2 separate regions of the Homo sapiens genome follow, and region 1 is linked to region 2. A link is a contact called in ENCODE Hi-C or POLR2A ChIA-PET data. All regions are on one chromosome and are shown on one strand. The core of a region is the stretch at or near the end of the contact, and the rest is flanking DNA. Distances in the headings are between cores, read along the strand shown.

Evidence for each region. A loop is a pair of places that touch in the nucleus more often than their neighbours do. ChIA-PET counts read pairs that join two places held with the same protein, here RNA polymerase II (POLR2A).
Region 1: a loop to region 2 is called in a map of MCF 10A, with 4 times the contacts of the local background. The contact joins the enhancer-like site here to the promoter of CFAP20DC-AS1 in region 2. A Hi-C loop is called at or near these places in 1 of 168 maps with a recorded cell type or tissue (MCF 10A). POLR2A ChIA-PET finds 5 or more read pairs at or near these places in 2 of 52 experiments (GM10248 and K562).

The regions. Positions count from the first base shown.
Region 1 is chr3:59,235,591-59,241,904 of GRCh38, forward strand. The region is part of intron 4 of CFAP20DC-DT (CFAP20DC divergent transcript); the gene reads left to right. Among named protein-coding and RNA genes, the nearest start is that of CFAP20DC-DT, 150 kb to the left of the region's middle. Within about 2 kb of position 1,706, at least 2 of the 41 ENCODE cell types and tissues checked have a DNase peak (open chromatin) inside an H3K27ac peak, as active enhancers do.
Region 2 is chr3:58,820,708-58,828,004 of GRCh38, forward strand. CFAP20DC-AS1 (CFAP20DC antisense RNA 1) reads left to right here and starts at 3,764. Exons shown (of 3, transcript NR_110820.1): 1 at 3,764-3,868. All of the region lies in intron 14 of CFAP20DC (CFAP20 domain containing), which reads right to left.

The DNA of each region.
Region 1 (6,314 bases), core at 456-2,955, 410 kb after region 2:
ACTTGTAATAATTACAGTAAACTTATTAAAAAGTTGAAGCCCTAGACTGTGACAGTGAAAACACTCAAGCGACATTAACAGTAATTGAAATTTCTGTGAGTTTTTCTTTTTCAATCAGTCCTTGTTTATGGCTAAGCAAAAACACCGAAATGAGAAGGTGTGAAACCACAACACCCAGCTTCTCAGGGGGGGAATTGTCTTTTGTTTCATTATAAAACGTAGTGTTAGAATGGAAGTGAATTGCTCATTCTCAGCCTGGGGCACCTGCCAAACCCATGCCCCCACTCCCAGAAGGAGCTCTAGTCACCATCAGGAATGAATGACCCAGCCTCTCCCCAGTAGTGTGGCCCCCCTTTCCTCTCTCATCTGCTATTCTACCTTCAACATTCACTGCCTCCCCTACTAAGTTCTGAGAGTTAAAGACAAGAGTAATAAAGAAATGATTTGGAAACCTGGCCTAGCAAATATTTTGCTAGTACATTTCAGAGTTCTTTTCAAAAGTTGAAAATATTGGCCGGGTGCGGTGGCTTTTGCCTGTAATCCCAGCACTTTGGGAGGCTGAGAGGGGCAGATCAGGAGGTCAGGAGATCGAGACCATCCTGGCTAACACAGTGAAACCTGTCTCCACTAAAAATACAAAAAAAAAAAAAAATTAGCTGGGCGTGGTGGCGGGCACCTCTAGTCCCAGCTACTCGGGAGGCTGAGGCAGGAGAATGGCGTGAACCCAAGAGGCAGAGCTTGCAGTGAGCCAAGATTGCACCACTGCACTCCAGCCTGGGTGACAGAGTGAGACTGTGTCTCAAAAAAAAAAAAAAAAAGTTGAAAATATCAAAATAAACTTTTCTGAGCTTCAGTCACAAAGACGACTTTACTTTCAATCTATCTCCAGATGGGAAAGTTTTTAAAAGGAGCTTTATCAAGTTAGGAGACGCTCCCCAGCTCCCCAGCCTGTTTTTCAGGGACTGTACACTGAGCAAGCAGTACACCTGATTGTGCTTGTTTTTTTTTTTTTTTTTTTTTTTTTGTACTTCTGTATTTCTAGGAGTAATTCTTAGGCAACTGTAGTTTTGTTTTGTTTTGACTTTTACAACTCAGGATGACATGAAAGACAATTTGGACTCTTGAGAGAGGCACAGTAAAAAAAAAAAAATCTGAAAATATGGGTCATTGGAGGGCAGGCTATTCTCAATGGCAAGTGTGAATTAGAAGTCGTGTCTGATGAATGTAATCATATCCTTTTTTAAAAAAAATAGAAATTTCTAAGTTCAACCAAGTGCTCCAAGTAGGGGCCAAACCACAGCTGGAGTACCAGGTTGAGTTGTGGGTGTCAGATGGCAGGAGAGACAGAAACAAATTGGAGTAGACCCAGAGTAGAGTGACAAGGATGGTGAGGAGGTTCACATCCAAACCTCATGGGCAAGGTCAAAAGAGAGAACTCTTTGGAGACCTCACTTGGCTAAGAGGGAGTCACATTATTCTGCATGGCTGTAGGGGACAGAGGTGTGACCCAAGGGTGAAAGGTAGGAACACCAAGATAGAGTGTTAAGTCTTTTCTGACTGAGGACGAACTGTGCTGGAGAGGCTGACTGCATGGCTGTCTTCGCAATTTCACTTAGACCTGACCCTAAGTGAAGAAAGGAAGGAGAGGAAAAATGAGCCGTCAAAGATCAGAGTGCATTCCATTTCTGTGGAGGTGTCCAGGGAAGGGCTGGGCATTAAATGGAGTTATTGTGGCAGGGACTTACTCATGCCTGAACAATTGAAGAATAACTCTAGGTCCCTCCCAATTCAAATGTTGTGTGGTTTTATGGGACTGGATTTATTTCTTCAAGAGGATGAGACATATTTTGTCATTAGCGTCCAAACGAATGCCAGTACTCCATAGGAAAATCATTTTTCTTAAATATTTCACAGATTCTACTGTTACGATCTTTACAACCCTTTTCTTCTTAGATATTATGATGTAAACCTCATTCTAGTCAAATTTAAATGTATCAGGGATTCTGCGGTAGCTAAAATTTAATGAATTTGCTTTTGAAATGAGAAAAGGGATGATGATGATGATAATGATCATCGCCACTTTAAACACTTGTTTAAGAGTAAGATGTCATATTTTAAAGGGTTTAAACCATCTATAGAATGGATTCAGAATTGCCTATGCAGCATTTGTATTCTAAATATTCTGTGTTGTGAGAGGATAGTTATGGTGTCACTAGAGTTTTCATAACTTAAAATAGCCTCCTGACATGAGATGATTTTAGGCTCTAGAACAGAATTAGCATCTTTACCTGTTAGGTAATACATTATTTTTTGATTATTAAGTGATAGCTCTAATGAAAAGGCACTTCAGGGCCCCGGAATAGGTTCTTACTCAAATGCTGATGCGAGGTGCAGTGAGAAAGTATTGAGTGACAACATAGAACACGTTAGCTCTATTTTTATTCAAGCCCATAGCGGTGAAATCCTTCCTTGCACAGTGGACCAGTGTATCCTGGCCCAATTGCCTGCTCGGGAGGACAGTAAACCTAACAGAATCAGAGGACAGATAATTGAGGACAATTTAATCCTGCCTCCCAGGGTAGGTAGGGCAAAGAAAGCCCAGAAAGCGGTGAAAATGGCAGAAGGGTGGAGAAGAGAATTCCAGGGCAGCAGGATACACCACTACTTGTTGCTAGATAGCATTTAACTTACACATAATAAATCAACTTTCCTCCGTGGCTGTCTCCCTGTCAGCCCATGTGATCTCTTATTTGGCTTTTGCATGCATCTTGCCAGACCCTAGGGTGTAATCGTTTTTCCTAGTTTCTTAGGGGATAAAACAACAAAATGGCGGTGCCTGAGATGCATTTTCTCCTGCTTTCAGCACAATTATCCCAGAGTCCGCTTGGCCCTTAACCTGATTTCCTGCCCAAACCCCTCAGCCAGGACCAAGAAAAGGACTTCCTTCACTTGCCTGGGTGCCCTTGGCCTTGCCTGATAGCCTTTGTCGATTTCAGTGGGGATGAGCTCCGATTTGGGAGGATTTGCCTTAAGTCTTGAGTGCCCTCAGAATCTGCTTTGTTCCCCAGAGCAATCTTGGGGGAGCCTCACTTACCCAGGGAATGTAAATGCTGGAAAAAAAGTTTGAGGGCAAACTTCCAGATTCAGAGGGAGGGTCAGCATCCCCAGGACAATGCTGCCCCATCCAGTTTCACTCTCTTCCAGCTGACTGCTCAATGGACCCCAACTTCCTTTTCTTCTGTGCCAACCCCCACTGGCTAATGAGCAACCCAGGACTTGCACCCAGTTCCATTCCCCACAAAGGGCCTTCCGGTGGAGCCTCCTTCTGGCCTCCTCTGCACTTCCACATCTCCCTCTCTTTCCTCCACTGAACTCTATCTCTGTTTTGCTCACAATCTGAGAGCCTGTTTGGTGATCACAAACGGATCTGCTTGCCAGAAAATACAGTGGGAAACGTGGAGCTAAAAATCATTCTGTGCAAGTGGATTAAGTAGTGTACACTAATATACAATAGATAAACCCCCTTTTAAAAGAATAAAACAGCTGCTATAACAATTTACCACAAATGTAGTGGTTTAAAACAATACACCGAGTTCTGGAGGCCAGAAGTCTAAAATCAAAGTGTTGGCAGAGTTGTGTTCCTTTTGGAGGCTGCAGAGGAAGACCTATTTCCAACCCTCTTTTATCTTCTAGAGGCTGGCTGCCTGCCTTGGCTTGCGGACCCTTCCTTGTGTCACTCCACCCTCGTGTCTGTCCTCACATCTCCTACTGTGCACTCTGATCTGTCTCCTCCTGTGAGGACCTTAATGAAGTAAGGGGACTTCATACTAGCCCTTGTGGGGGGCTAACCTCCTGGCCACAAAATCCTTAACTTGATATCTGCATAGTTCTTTTGGTTACAGAAGTTAACTCATTCATAGATTCCAGAGACAGGATATGGACATCTTTGGGAGCTGTTATTCAGCCTACTACAAGTACTATTCAGGGTAGATACTTCTTAAATCAGTGTTTCTGGAAGCTGACTAATATATAGACCCCCTTTCAAAACAATAGAATTTTATAGAACACCCTCCATACTGACTTATGTTTATTAAATTGTTATGTACATATAAGCATTAAACTGCATATAAACTCCTCATGTTTGTAACTCTTATACAACAATAAAACTAAAACAAGTTTACCACTTAAATACAAACAAGCCATAAAATGAACAAAATTTAAATTAAGTACATTTATTTAATGTGACTGAGGATGTGGTTTTATTGAAAATGGAAATGATCAGAAAATATAAGTAGGGTGCTGACCATAGGGGTTCAGTTTCTTCTGAGTTTAACACGCCTATGCTATTGTCTGTTATGTAAGAACTCAATTCATCCTTCTTTCCCCTTCCAAATAGTGATAAAATTTTTGTACAGATAGGATGCTCTGACATAATTTGGCTTTTACTTGCCTTGAAATCTTGCTAATTTCACATCTTTTCTCATTTGTTTAAGACAGTGAAAATGTTACTACTTGGTCCCAATGCAGATACTGACTCTGAATTCACATAGCAGGACTTAACTAGAAAATGGTCATCTGGGTGATTACAGAATATGCTTTTTTTAAAGAAAGATTATTTTTAAATAAAAAATGCAATTATAATTCTTGCAGAGAATTTATTAGAGAAACTGACTTATCTCTGACTTTAATAGTAGAAATAACAAGAAGTGTAGGAAATATTTTTTATTGAGAATATTCTTTCAGGTTAATCTTATGTCACTTAGGTTTTAATTTTTAAAAATCTATGTGAGTTATACCAAAGCTCCTTAAAGAGGCAGTTTAGAATTCTGCTCTTTCAATAGTCTGTTACGATATACTTGATGGGAAAAAAATTGGAAAGGAGAGAGCAAGAGAGAAAGAAAGAGTAATGGGTTTGGCTCACTCCTGTAATCCCAGAACTTTGGGAGGCCGAGGTGGGTAGATCACCTGAGACCAGCCTGGCCAATAGGGCAAAACCTCATCTCTACTAAAAATACAAAAATTAGCTGGGCATGGGGGCACAAGCCTCTAATCCCAACTACTTGGGAGGCTGAGGCAGGGGAATTGCTGGAACCCAGGAGGCAGAGGTTGTGGGAAGCTGAGATTACACCACTGCATTCCAGCCTGGGCGACAGAGCAAGATTCCATCTTAAAAAAAAAAAAAAAAAGGGAATGGGTAAGGGAATGAGTGAATAAGAGGTTATAAACATATGAAAAAGCTGATTTAAATTATGGTAAAGAGTTTGACTATTGGGTTCCATAGTCACTCTGGAATGGATAAAATGCGAATGTATACACAGTCTGGAGAAGGCATGGGCTCCTGATCTTGCTGTAGTTCCTTCTGCAGTCTAACCCTCACCAATCTATTATTTATTCAGTTTTATCCTGTCAGTGAAGTGTGGTAGGAAATGATTGCAGGACTTCTCTGAACTCAAGTCATCCTGTTTATTGAGCTTCTTGTTCTGCAAACATTAGTCACAACCTTGTCTGCTCTCTTCTGAGGAAATGCTAGTTTTCAGTGGGATTGGTGCAGGTGTCAGAAATTCTGGGCAGGGAAACATGCATGCACACCCCCATTCTAGTTCTGCTGAAATTCATTAGCTTATATATTTATTCTTTTGTTTTGTAAAAAAAAAAAAAAAAAAAAAAGGACAAGTTTAGCAAGTGTACATTTCCACTAATATTTCTTTCCTCTTCCTTTGACTAGCCATAAAAGCTGCTACTGTCGTTCACACTAGAAATAATTTTATGTTCTCTTTCTGAATCAAAACAATGACTTTTATAATAGAGGAGAGAAATGTTTTAAAAATCAGCAAGGCATATACAATTTTTTCCTTGAATTTCAATTTGTCAAGCTAATATATACTATAATTACGTGTGGAAGATTTATCAAAAGTCCTAATCTCATCAAAATCCTATATGTTGTGCAGAATTTCCTGAATTTACCTTCTATTGATAAATTCACTCACTTTCATTTCTTTTATGTTCTCAACTCCAAGTTTCTGAAGGGCATATGACATTCGTTTTCTGAAGTTGTTTATCCTGATCATTACAATATAGCTACAGCTGAAAGACCTTGTTTGCATATAAGTGAGAACATGATTAATATTTAGTGAACGAATGGATGAGTGAGAGAATAATGCTAAAAAGTTGATTTTGTTGATTTTAATTTAATGAATTACTTTGATGCCATCATATGATTTTATTATAAGTATATTCTATTGGAAACCAAGAAAAGATTATAAAGAGATGGGATGGGATGAGGATGTGGTGTGGGAAGAATATGTTTGATTTTT
Region 2 (7,297 bases), core at 2,514-5,013:
GCCATACTGCCCAAGGTAATTTACAGATTCAATGCCATCCCCATCAAGCTACCAATGACTTTCTTCACAGAATTGGAAAAAACTACTTTAAAGTTCATATGGAACCAAAAAAGAGCCCGCATCGCCAAGTCAATCCTAAGCCAAAAGAAGAAAGCTGGAGCCATCACACTACCTGACTTCAAACTATACTACAAGGCTACAGTAACCAAAACAGCATGGTACTGGTACCAAAACAGAGATATAGATCAATGGAACAGAATAGAGCCCTCAGAAATAACGCCACATATCTACAATTATCTGATCTTTGACAAACCTGAGAAAAACAAGCAATGGGGAAAGGATTCCCTATTTAATAAATGGTGCTGGGAAAACTGGCTAGCCATATGTAGAAAGCTGAAACTGGATCCCTTCCTTACACCTTATATAAAAATCAATTCAAGATGGATTAAAGATTTAAACGTTAGACCTAAAACCATAAAAACCCTAGAAGAAAACCTAGGCATTACCATTCAGGACATAGGCATGGGCAAGGACTTCATGTACAAAACAACAAAAGCAATGGCAACAAAAGACAAAATTGACAAATGGGATCTAGTTAAACTAAAGAGCTTCTGCACAGCAAAAGAAACTACCATCAGAGTGAACAGGCAACCTACAAAATGGGAGAAAATTTTTGCAACCTACTCATCTGACAAAGGGCTAATATCCAGAATCTACAATGAACACAAACAAATTCACAAGAAAAAAACAAACAACCCCATCAAAAAGTGGGCAAAGGACATGAACAGACACTTCTCAAAAGAAGACATTTATGCAGCCAAAAAACACATGAAAAAATGCTCATCATCACTGGCCATCAGAGAAATGCAAATCAAAACCACTATGAGATACCATCTCACACCAGTTAGAATGGCAATCATTAAAAAGTCAGGAAACAACAGGTGCTGGAGAGGATGTGGAGAAATAGGAACACTTTTACACTGTTGCTGGGACTGTAAACTAGTTCAACCACTGTGGAAGTCAGTGTGGCGATTCCTCAGGGATCTAGAACTAGAAATACCATTTGACCCAGCCATCCCATTACTGGGTATATACCCAAAGGACTATAAATCATGCTGCTATAAAGACACATGCACACGTATGTTTATTGCGGCATTATTCACAATAGCAAAGACTTGGAACCAACCCAAATGTCCAACAATGATAGACTGGATTAAGAAAATGTGGCACATATACACCATGGAATACTATGCAGCCATAAAAAATGAAGAGTTCATGTCCTTTGTAGGGACATGGATGAAATTGGAAATCATCATTCTCAGTAAACTATCGCAAGAACAAAAAACCAAACACCGCATATTCTCACTCATAGGTGGGAATTGAACAATGAGATCACATGGACACAGGAAGGGGAATATCATACTCTGGGGACTGTTGTGGGGTGGGGGGAGGGGGGAAGGATAGCATTGGGAGATATACCTAATGCTAGATGAGGAGTTAGTGGGTGCAGCACATCAGCATGGCACATGTATACATATGTAACTAACCTGCACAATGTGCACATGTACCGTAAAACTTAAAGTATAATAAAAAAAAATCATGAAAAAACAAACAAACAAACAAACAAACAAAAAAAACCAAACACCGCATATTCTCACTCATAGGTGGGAACTGAACAATGAGATCACATGGACACAGGAAGGGGAATATCACACTCTGGGGACTGTTGTGGGGTGGTGGGAGGGGGAAGGGATAGCATCAGGAGATATACCTAATGCTAGATGACGTGTTAGTGGGTGTAGTGCACCAGCATGGCACATGTATACATATGTAACTAACCTGCACAATGTGCACATGTACCCTAAAACTTAAAGTATAATAAAAAAAAAAAAGACTATACAGACTGATCCCTTTCCATCTTTGCTCATAGTGATTTTTAAGTGTTAGAAAACAAAAAAGTAACCAATGGAAACTTTTCAAATAAAAACTGCTGACACGAACACATAGAAAGGTGAACAACTAGCTGTCTGAGGCTAGACATCCTCACCTACAAATGGATATTGATGGAGTTCAGGACATGGCATTTACAGTAGCAGGAAGGTCACTCTCACCTTCTCCTGTTCTCCCCTGCAGCTGGTCATAAAACATAGCTAGGATTTTCTGAACACCCCCTGGAGCAGGTCATAAGATACTCATTTGAGAGATGCCGTCCCTATCCCCTGAAGAAAGGAACATCCTTATCTCTGAAGACACAGGGACACAGAGAAGAATCTGAACAAAAGCCTTGCTGATTTTCTTCGTTTATTTCCATTAGCTCATATCTCCTTTGCCCAATCATATTTCTCCACCACTTTCCTCTCTTCATCAAACCTGGAGTAAAAATATTCAAGTTTCACTGTTTGTTCAGTTCTTCATTTCCTTATAAAGACTCCTGTATCATGGAAAACTTACATGAAATAAATTTGTATGTTTTTCTTTTGCTAATCTGTCTTTTGTTGCAACAGAGGCCTTGGCGATGAATCCAGGGTGGGTGAGAAAAAGATATTTTTCCTCCCCTACAATATGCTTATAAACATATGTAGCAGTAAACCTATTTCTAGGTAGGTAGCATCCTGTGAAAGCACCAATGAAATAATATAGAATTTGTTTTGATTTTGGCATTCAGTCATACCTAGAGAATATCGTAAGTAGATGCAAAGGGATGACAACCAGTATCTACAATGAACTACGACCATCATCATAATAGCGGCGATTGACATTTATTGAGTACTTATGCTAATTCTTGGTAGATATGATCTTATTTGATCCTCAGAGCAATTCTATGAAATAAATAGGATGAACAACTACATTCAACAGAAGAGGAAATTGACACTGGGTATTAACCCAGGATCGTGCCTGCCAGGAAAGAGTGGAGCTAGAATGTGAACCCAGGCAGTCTGAGTCCACAGCTTACCCTCTCAACCACTAGTCTGTAGTGTTTATTCCAGCTCGAGAGTGCATCTAGAGTGGTGACTATTTAAGTTTTTGAATAACAAAATGACAAAATCAGTTCTGTTTGTGGCAGGAAAAAAAAGTGACCCTGAAGAAATACATTTATTTGAAATATATATGACTATCTCCTTACCATAAATTAATTTCATTGTTTTCATTCTCATGACATGTCACTATGTATTTACAATTTAAAAAATCAGTTTTGCCACGTTACTAAATTTGGGACAATCATAAAATGTAATAGACAGTACTCTGAGAATAAGAAAAGTTTATTTCCTGGGGTGACTTTCATAGTCACTAAACACAGAACAACTTGCACATTTCAATATTTCCTCCTGACAGTACAGATACTGTCTCTATTGTCACTATTACACTGACTCTAATATCAGTTTTCGTATATCATTTCTATAGTTGTATAAGAACATCTGCTCATATGATTTATCTGCAGCTTAGCACAATCAACTGCATACCTTTTTAGTTCAGGAGGATTAAAAGAAAACTCATTCTACCCAAAGAGAGCTGAGAAGTTAATGAATCTGTAGATCAGAACAAATTAAAACCTATTAATTATAAGGAGTCTGAAATGCCAATATATTATATTTTGAATACACAGCAACCAGGAATATCATGCAAAAACGCTGATATGCTGTGGAGCAAAGAAATGGAACAGATCCCAGAAACTCAGGACCTCGGCCTTTTGGTGGCGCTGTTGCTATGTGCTAGTGCCAGGAAAACAGTATTCATATATAATTAACTACCACGGAGCACAAGCAGCTTTGCTTTTCCATGATCAAGCTGCTAGAGATTTTGGGGTGAGGGAGCGAAATGAAGGCTAAATAAAAGAACCGGAGATAAGATAATCCTGCCATGTTAAAAGGTAAAGATAATATTTTTATGTTGTTATGTAAAACCTATGAAAATGGCGATAATGTTGCAAGGTTAATCAAGACCATAAATAACTTGTCTGAGAACCTCACCATATGCCTGCAGTTTTATTAAGTGTATTTTGCCTCGTTATTCTCCGAATATTATGCTCTGCAACATGCCATGTTGATGGATGCATGCAATGAGCTTTTCTTTTCTTTTTTGTAAGCTAAAGAGACTTATGTGCTTGATATTAGGTATGGGAATTCTTTTTTTTTTTTTTAAGAGATGGGGTCTCATTGTGTTACCCACACTGGCCTTGAATTCCTGGGCTAAAATCCTCCTGCCTTAGCCTCCCAATTAGCTGGGAATACAGACCTGTGCCACCATGCCCCCGTTCAGGTTATGTTAATTATTAACCTGAAGGAATGACAGCTTTGGGGCATCTGCTCACAGGGTAGCTGCACAATAAACCTACTTTTCTTGAATCTACATTTGAGGAGAGACAGTGAAATGAAATATTGAAATAATGAGATAATGAAGGAGTTTATTTGGAAGGATCTGAGGGAGTCAGTCTGTATGCTGATGGTTAAACTCACATCAAAACAAACACTACAGAATCTCTGCTTACTCTTTCAGGTCTCAGTCGTCATAAAAAGGGAAAATGTCCTAGAAATTCTGTTCTGATCACTCAAGTGGCCCTTTGAGGAGAATAACCTTGGGGAAACAGCAGTTGACAGTCAGTGTGAGCTTACTCTGCTAAGCACCAGGCACATGCATTTCATGTACTCATTCGATTTGCATAATGCCAATATTAGGAAGGTTCTTTTATTATTTCCATTTCAAAGATGATCATGTCCATAAATGGCAGAGCTGGAATTTGAGCCCAGGTTGACTGATCTAGAGTTTATATTTGTTTGGGCATCCCATGAAGCAGTGTCCATTGATAGCTGTTCCTGTTCCTTAAAAAAAGAAAACACACACACACACACACAACATGGCTTTATGCTATTGTCAATCAAAATCCCTCACCAAGATAAAATTCACTTAAAATTCATTATAACTAACTCCTAGTGCCCTTCCAAAGGCTGCCGAGAGCCCAGTTTTTGAATAAATCTCACGAGGGCTACTCCTAACAGAAACTCTCCAAAATTGATTGATTGTAGCCTGGTTTCCACAGAAGTTGTAAAGTATTGTTTTAATTGAATTTGGTTCTAAGTTAGAAACTTTGAAAAATTTGTCTGTCAAAGGCCAATGGATTTCTCAGTAGGCTTGATTTATTTAGCAAGAGATGCCTACAAAAGCCAATTTGCTATGAGGAATGTGGTTACATTTAATTACACTTTTAAATGACTAATTTGTTATATCTAAACACCTTTTAAACAGTACATATTACTCTGAACTGTACAGATGCTGAGGAATCAAAGTTTGTGTTAAACACAAAGGATTTTGCTAAAGACTCTTCATTTTACTCTGCGTAGGCTTTCTGGCTTCAGACTGCAATGTGTGTGAAGTCGTCAGGTAAAAATGCTAAACTGAATGGGACCGGACTACATCTTTTTCTTCCTATTTGCAATCAGGCCCTGCTCAGAAGGAGATTTTCCTTTGGGTGTATATTTAATATCCATTTATCAAATCTTGAATTGAAAATATTACATGCATCACTCAGGATTTATTTAAGCAAAGCAAAGCTGATGTTTATTTTGGAATCTTGACGAAAATTATTTTAGAGTAAAAAATGAATTTTTAAAAATTATACTTTAAGTTTTGGGATACATGGGCAGAATGTGTAGGTTTGTTACATAGGTACACATGTGTCATGGTGGTTTGCTGCACCCATCAACCCGTCATCTACATTAGGTATTTCTCCTAATGCTATCTATCCCTCCCCTAGCCCCCTACACTCCGACGGGCACTGCTGTGTGATGTTTCCCTCCCTGTGTCCATGTGTTCTCACTGTTCAACTCTCACTTATGAGTGAGAATATGCAGTGTTTGGTTTTCTGTTCCTGTATTAGTTTGCTGAGAATGATGGTTTCCGGCTTCATCCATGTCCCTGCAAAGGACCTAAACTCATCCGTAAACAAGGAATTTTTAAAAATATTATTGATTGATTCATTCAAGTAATGACTGACAACTAGCTGTGATGCCTTGTGCTAGCCTTTGTGCTCCAACACAGAAGGTATGAAAGAACACAGGCAGGGTTCTGCCTTCAAGGAATTCACAACCAGGCCTGGGGATAGTGGTAACAGTGGTTGGCTAATGTCATAAGTGCTGTAATTGAGCCAGAAGATAACAGGGACCCAGAGAGGGAAGCGAATAATTCTGTTCAGGGTGGGATGAGGGTTGGGGAGAGTTTCATGAAGCAGTGACAAGTGAGTTGGGGCCTTCAGAAATAAGCAAAAGGAGGGATAAACAGTCAGAGTACAGAGAATTTTAGGGGCAGTGAAACTACTCTGTATGATACTATAATGGTAGATACATGTCACTATACCTTTGTCTAAATCCATAAAATGCACAACACCAAGAGTGAACCCTGATAATGTGACAATGATGTGTCAATGGAGGTTCATTAATTGTAACAAATTACCACTCTGGTGGGGGACACTGATAATAGGGTTCGTCTCAATTTTGCTGTGAACCCAAAACGGCTCAAAACAATTATAAGTCTTTAATAAAAAATTAGCCAAAAACCAAAAAACCAAAACAGAAATTAAAGAGCCATTTTCTAAATAGAGAAGGAGCTGCCAGACAGAGAAGAGATGAGCATGGCCTGATCTGAACACAGGGCATGGCTCACCAACTGACAGCCAAGTTGACAGTGTGGCAGGAGCAGAGTGGCTCACTTGTGTGTATGTTGGGTGGGGGGTGGGTAGCGAGACAAGCAAAACTCATTTCAAGTGCTACGCAAGCTGACAGAGAAACGAAGGCACTAAGAGGAGGTTATCTTGCTAAAGGAGAGACTCCCCACTGTCCCCTCCACCACAGACTTAATTTGGCTTCCTTTTGGAACTTGGAATTCCAGTCCCCTCTTGTCTGCATGGTAAACTTGAACTCATTCTTGAACTTTGGCTTAACTGTTGTCTTCTCTGTGAAAGCATCCCTGAAACCCACATGCGGAATCACTCCCTCTCACGTGTTCCCATAACTCGTTATTCTATCACTTGCCACCCTGAGTTACAGTGAGCCGTTTACCTGGGCTTCCCCACCAAAACTGTGAATACCTCAAGCTTGGATAAGGCTTTATCTGTATCCTCAGTAGCCAGCCTAGTTCACAGCACATGTGTGCCACTCAAAAACATATGTGTGGAATGAGTGAATGTGAGACAGACAAGCAAGCTTGTGGTGAGAGTTATCAGGGAGATACTCCTGACTCTTGTGGCAGAGAAGGTGTATCCTTCACAACGAGGCCTGGAGAAGGGCTACAGTGACTTTAGAGCTAA